Regions from separate parts of the Homo sapiens genome. Here region 1 is linked to region 2. Evidence: chromatin contacts called from ENCODE Hi-C data. All regions are on one chromosome and are shown on one strand. The core of a region is the stretch at or near the end of the contact, and the rest is flanking DNA. Distances in the headings are between cores, read along the strand shown.

What was found. Hi-C counts contacts between places; a loop is a spot of excess contacts on that map. Pooled maps may share reads with other maps.
Region 1: a map of sigmoid colon shows a loop between it and region 2 (4-fold over the local background). The contact joins the promoter of TMEM108 here to the promoter of TOPBP1 in region 2. A Hi-C loop is called at or near these places in 2 of 168 maps with a recorded cell type or tissue (ascending aorta and sigmoid colon) and 7 of 50 pooled maps.

Annotation. Positions count from the first base shown.
Region 1 is chr3:133,036,682-133,039,776 of GRCh38, reverse strand. TMEM108 (transmembrane protein 108) reads right to left here and starts at 1,386. Exons shown (of 6, transcript NM_023943.4): 1 at 1,342-1,386. RefSeq lists an enhancer at 1,398-1,692.
Region 2 is chr3:133,660,565-133,663,459 of GRCh38, reverse strand. TOPBP1 (DNA topoisomerase II binding protein 1) reads left to right here and starts at 1,519. Exons shown (of 28, transcript NM_007027.4): 1 at 1,519-1,691; 2 at 2,326-2,416. The coding sequence starts at 2,333. It overlaps LOC124909487, which reads right to left and starts at 2,234. Exons shown (of 3, transcript XM_047449438.1): 1 at 2,114-2,234; 2 at 1,427-1,947; 3 at 122-561. The coding sequence starts at 2,234. The coding sequence ends at 412. It also overlaps a transcript of TF not described here. RefSeq lists an enhancer at 1,093-1,162 and a silencer at 1,563-1,732.

The sequences.
Region 1 (3,095 bases), core at 137-2,636, 620 kb after region 2:
AGAGACCCTTATCCATCTCATACCAGAAAGAGTTCTGAATAAATTACGTGGAAAGTCCAGAACACAGTAATATCTTCATAATGAGTTAGTTGAACCATTTCTTACAGAGTAGATTACCAGGTGTATCCAACAAATCAAGAAGTTAACCCGTGGAAAATTGAAGGGACTTTTTATGTTTGCCTATGAGCTGTCTGGGGAAATGGAGGAGAGGCAGGGAATACTTTCCATAGCTTGACCTGCTCTTAAGTTCCTGGACATACCTTCCCCTTTTTAAAGTATGATTTAAAGGCAACAATCCATCTCCCCCGGACTCCCATACAAACCTCTTTTGGCAGCCAAATGGTCTTCATCGAGCACACACTTTTCAAAGAATTAAGGACGTGTGAGTAGGTTTAGTTTAGACCCTGCCTTCCCTCTCCCCACAACCCAGTAACATGCTGAAAATAAGTAATAACCTTCCTGGGTACCCCCAGAAAAACCTGTTTGCAGAAACTACAACCTTTCCTCCGAAAAAAACCCCTATCTTCTTAAGGAAGAATCTCAGTGTGGTGGTCTGCAGTTCACTGCAGGCATTTCCCTCCTCACCATTTACCAGTCATCAGTTACGCTGCATCTGAAATTGGTTTTTGTAGACTTTCATTTAGACCGGCTCCACCGGTGCCCAACTGCTTAAAAAAAAAAATAGCCCCTGAACCAATCTCTGGATTCCTCCAGCAGGCTCAAAGCGTTCAATTTCGCTGCAACTCTGGGGTGAAAACCGCCAGGTCCAGCCGGCAGAGCAACCTCCCGGGCAGCACGGAGGCTCCGTCCCCGGCGAGGCCGCCGGCACCTAGGCAGGAGGGCTCTTCGCACAGCTGCGCTAGGAATTCGGCTCCGCTCGCGGCCGCAGGATTAGTTCGAGTCCCTCGGGCTGGCCAAAGTGACACTACATTTCTTCTTCTTCGTTTCCCCATGTGACAGGTCCCCCTGCATTAAAGCCACCTCCTCCTCGGCCCCAGCCCAGGTCCAGCGCTCCTGACGCCCGCGCCCCATCACCCGCACCCTCCACCTGGGGAGGGGGTTCATGCCAGCAACCCTCCAGGCGGGAAACAAAGGCGGAGGCAGGGCTGCCAGGTGGGCAACTCCCCTCGGGCAGACCCGTCACGCAGTGGGGAGGATGGGAAGGTGCCTGAGAGGATAGGAAAAGGGAAACCAAGGCAACCGGGGCTGCATCCTCCCTGAAGCTGGGCTCCCGGGGCAAGCTGACCCCACACCTCCCCGAGCCCCGCCCAGCCCAGCCTAACCCGCTTGCCGGGACCCAGCATGGGAAGGACTGGGGGGACGCCCCGGAGCGCCGCTTACCTCGGGAGAAGCGCTCCGGCTCCCTCCGACGGCTCAGGAGAAAGCCCCACCGCTCGCGCACGCGCTCTCGCGCACTCGCGCCTTCGCCCCTCGGGCCCCCGCGCGCGCCCCTCCGACCAGGCTCTGGCCCGCCCCGGCCTTGTCCGTCAGCGTCCGCGACAGCCAATCCGGTCGCACGGAAGGCTCAGCGCCGGTCACGTGGTGAGACCAGCCAATCACCAAATTGCCCTCGGCAGCGCCCGCTCCGATGTCTCTGGGGGTTCGGTTGCTACCTAGCAGAGCGGGTGCGAGGCGGGCACAAAGGGTCTCTGTTTTCGGGGGCTAAGTGGCACTCAGTTGATCAATTACCAGATCAATTGACTTCTCAAATTCTAATATAAATAAGAATCACTTGACTCTCTTGTTAAAATGCGGATTCTGATCCAGAAGGTCTGGGGTGGAGACCTGAGATCCTGCATTTCTAATAAGCTCCCAGGTGGCGATGACGAAGCTCTTGGTCGGAGGATCACGCTTTGAATTGCACCTGTCCGAAAGTAATGGCTGTAGCCCCAGCTCCACGTAATTTGAAACTTGCACGACCTTTCTTGTCCTTCTTCCACTGATGAGAAGCGTTCCTGTGGCTACATGGGGTGTCCCGGTGATGCTTACAGTTTGGGCACCAGCTGAGGGAAGGTGTGTTTAATCCCCACATTACCCACCCTTGGTCTATGGAGCAGCAATCATGCCAACTTGGTGACTGGAGTGTGGAACCAGAAGTGGAGACGGAATGGCCATGGAAGAGAACACTGTGTCTACGTTAATCCTAAAGGGTTGGGCGTGTGTGTCTGAGTGGCGCGGTGCCAGACACTTGGCCAGAGAAGTGGTATAAGTGGTCCCTGCTTCTCAAAACGTAACAATTTGTTGTAGAACTATACAGGCTAGTTCAGAAAGAAGCATGTGGAGAAAACATCCGGGAAGCTAACAGTCACAGCACAAATTCAGGCATAAGCTAAAGAGGTTGTAAAATAATATGCCTTGAGGGTCTTAAAAACTGTCCAAATATTCTTCTGTCAGTAATTCCAGAGTCTAGAAGTTAGGACTCCCACTGGCCCTGTCATTTCTCAAATTTGACCTAAGGACTCAGTGTTTTCGGACTGGCCAGCTAGAACCTTTGTCGTTCAGCGTAGCCAAGCTCTTATTACCCAGTAGTGTACCGCCGTGGTTCAAGATTCTTAAGTGCTGAATTCTCCAAAACCTTCATCTCTCATCTCTTGAAACCAGGTGGTATAACCCTGCTTCAGCATTTCTCTCTCACTATCAAGGTGATCAAACTGTCGCTTAGAGAAAACTTCACCTTTGTCAGTGTGTCCTGAACTTCTCTGGCTTCTCATCCCCAGAAGTGAAGCCCACCTAGCAATCTCAGACATTGTTCATCACATTGTCCCTATCAGAGATGGCATCGCACAAAATTCAGAGTTTCTGGGAACATGTTAAACCTGTCACAGCAATGGTTCTGGCTACAGCAGGAGTAAAGAAATGTCTAAGCAAGAAAAATGTTTTGAAAGCCTCAAAAAAAGTTTGTTTGCTGTCATTAAACCAGTGGTTCTCAAGCCTAGCTGGATGGTAAGTATTTATGGAAGTAGGTTGTGGGGCCCTGTGCCTGGAGATTCTGATTGGGATGAGAAGTGGGGCTTGGGCAGCTATAGGTTTAAAAAGTTCTACTGGCAATTTGATATCCATCCATGCTTGAGAACACCTGCATAAGCTGCTAGATC
Region 2 (2,895 bases), core at 270-2,769:
TGCTTTTAAGGCTTTCTTCACCCTTCCCCCAGCAATAGGCCTTTACCTTTGAGCCCCAGTGTTAATTGATTCTGACTCATTTCTGGTAAAAAAAAAAAAAAAAAAAAATTAATGATATTTATTAAAGCACAGTAAGACAGATTTTATTCCGGACCATCAGGATAGGTATAGCAACCATGGCAATGGGATTCTGAATTAGGAGAGAGAGAGTGGGCTCAACTCTAAATACACCATGGGCAAGTGGGAATTTATAGCCAAGGAACAAAAAGCTTGGGGTCACTGGATAAAAAATTACTAAGAAGGAACTTCAGGAGTAAAGGGGTTTCTTGCTGAAAATAGGTCAAGGTGATCAGACATCACCTTGGATGGTAGAGGATGAGGAACCTGATCAGATATTGAGGGTAGAGGGTTCTAACTGGATTTTCCAAGGAAATGCACAGATAAACCTACGAGAAGGTTGAGGAGTCTGACTAAAGTTTGGCCAAGCAAAGAATCTTTGTCACCTTCCATCGGTGTATTCAAAAACTTAAGACTCAAGCTGCTCATTACTATCTTTAGGCTCTAAAAAGAAAAGAAAAACAAAAACAATCAAGGGACATGGCATTATACTTTTACATTAGTAAATCCAAAGTCATTTTCTCAATCTCAGCAGTGAATAATAAAATGATCCTCATTAGTATAGTGGCTAGATTTTATAAAATAAGAAAAAATTTTTTTAAAAAAGAATAAAATGAAAAGAAGCAACAACGAATCAGTTTTCCGCTGGTTATCACTAAGGTTTGCAGGCCCATCTTATCCCCTCTCCCTTTGCTCTCTGCCATCTGAATCTTAGGTTCAGTCCCAGAATCTCCCCAGTACTGAGGCAGATGCAGAGAAAGAGAACGGCGATGTCCACTGAAGGGGAGGAGGAGGGGAGACCATTGAAGATCTTGACAAAGATCCCTTTGCATTAGCTGTGTAATAAGTCATCCTTTCTTCCCTTGCCATCTTGTGGCTGTGTTAGGCGGTGATTCTATTCCTGCTGTGTTGGAGGGAAACCACCCAGTCCGTAGTCAGAAGACCTGGATGCAGTATTAATTCTACCACCTACTAGCCGTGTGCCCTTGAACCCATCATTTAACTTCCTCCGTTTTTACATCTACAAAATGGAACTACCACTATTTGCCTCACGGAATTGTTTTGGATAATACCTTTTCCCGTGCATGCCTGGTATAAGACAGGTGTAAAATAAATATCTATTGAGGAAATCCTTTCTTTCCCTGGCTTTTTTAACAGTAAAGGAGTATTCCTGGCCTGTGGTCCTACCTCTTGAACCGACGGCGCTGGGCCTACTCGCAGCGGAGACTAGGCCCGCCCAGCAAAGCCCTAAACCCAAAGGGTCCGGCCCAAGCTTTCCCTGAAGCCCCACCGCCCACAGACTGCTCACCTCCACGTTTGACATTTCCGCTCTTCTGCTGCAGCTGCCGATGGCGTCACTTCCACCGGAAAAGGCAAGCGCGGCCGCGCGGTTGGCGCGAAAGTCGGTTCCCGTTCTGGGCAATTTCCGGGTTCTCCAGCGTTTGCTTTGGGGTAGGGGCGGCGCCGAGTCGGGGGAGGGGGCTGTGCGCCGGGCTGGCGCCCGACCCCAGCCACCGCCCTGCGGCCAGCGCGTCCCCCGACTCGCCGCCCGGAGACCCCGAGGCTCCAACGAGGTAAGTGAGGCGCGGAGTGGGGACACAGCTCCTCCCCAGCCCCAACTGGGGTTCGCGATGCCTTCTGTGGCCTTCAGGACCCTCTTTTCCTGTCCTGGTAACTGGCCCTGGAGCCGGCGGGTGGGCCTTTGACGCCGAGAGGACGTGGCTTCCGTGATCCCAGAGCCAGGCCTTTTCCTGGAGATGGGAACCGGAGCATCTAGCCTTATGCAGGGCCAAGACCATGCTAACTGGCTTCCATGTTTATATTTAAAATCTGTTTACTGAGGGATGAACGTACCTCGCAGGCCGTGGGTATCCGCAGGGACAGATACACTCTGTGTATCCTTAAAACAAGTGCAATTGAATGTCCATTGGCCTAAAGGGCTTAGAGCCTTCATAGCAGGGCCTTCCTCAGTGTATTCAATTCGGGTTAATTTTGCTGTCTGATTTGCAAGGATTGGTGTTGTCATCTTTTACCTTGGCTTTGTCCAAGTTCCAGGATTTCTTAGAAATGCCGTTGACGAATTCACGGGCAGAGCCAGAATGTCTGTCTTTAGGCATTCTTGTCTGCACAGAAAAATAGGTAGGTTAAACATGCAACTTTTTATCTAATGTGGTTTTGTTCTTGTTAATGGTTCCTTTATTTTGACAGTTCAGAAATGTCCAGAAATGACAAAGAACCGTTTTTTGTGAAGTTTTTAAAGTCTTCAGACAATTCCAAATGTTTTTTTAAAGCTCTCGAGGTAAGAGTTGAAAACATCTTAATACCGTGAATTCATTTTCTTGTTTTTAAGTGTTTTTGATTTGTTGGGCTTTATGTCTTAGAAGTAGATATTTCACTTTCATAATAATTTTATAGTCTACATTAATACAGATATATCATTATCACATATTTTTGAATTGATCTAAGTACATCATTATGTATTTCGGGGGGCTGGAAGTCTATTATCACATTGCTGTTTAATATGGCTGACCTACAGTTCTTGGAAATTAAGTTGCTTTCATTTGTCTCCTAGCCAGAGTGGTCCTTTGCGTGCTGTAGAAATTTGAGTCAGTTGTGTACTGGTCATACTTGAAAATTTTTTGGTTAATTGTTAAAAATTATGTTTTATTATGTACAGTATAATAATTGGATGATAGTAGGGGTGATGTAGATCCTTGCTTCTCACAGAACCCAGCAGTATCAGCATGGCCTGGAAGTTTCTTCGAAATGCAGAATCTT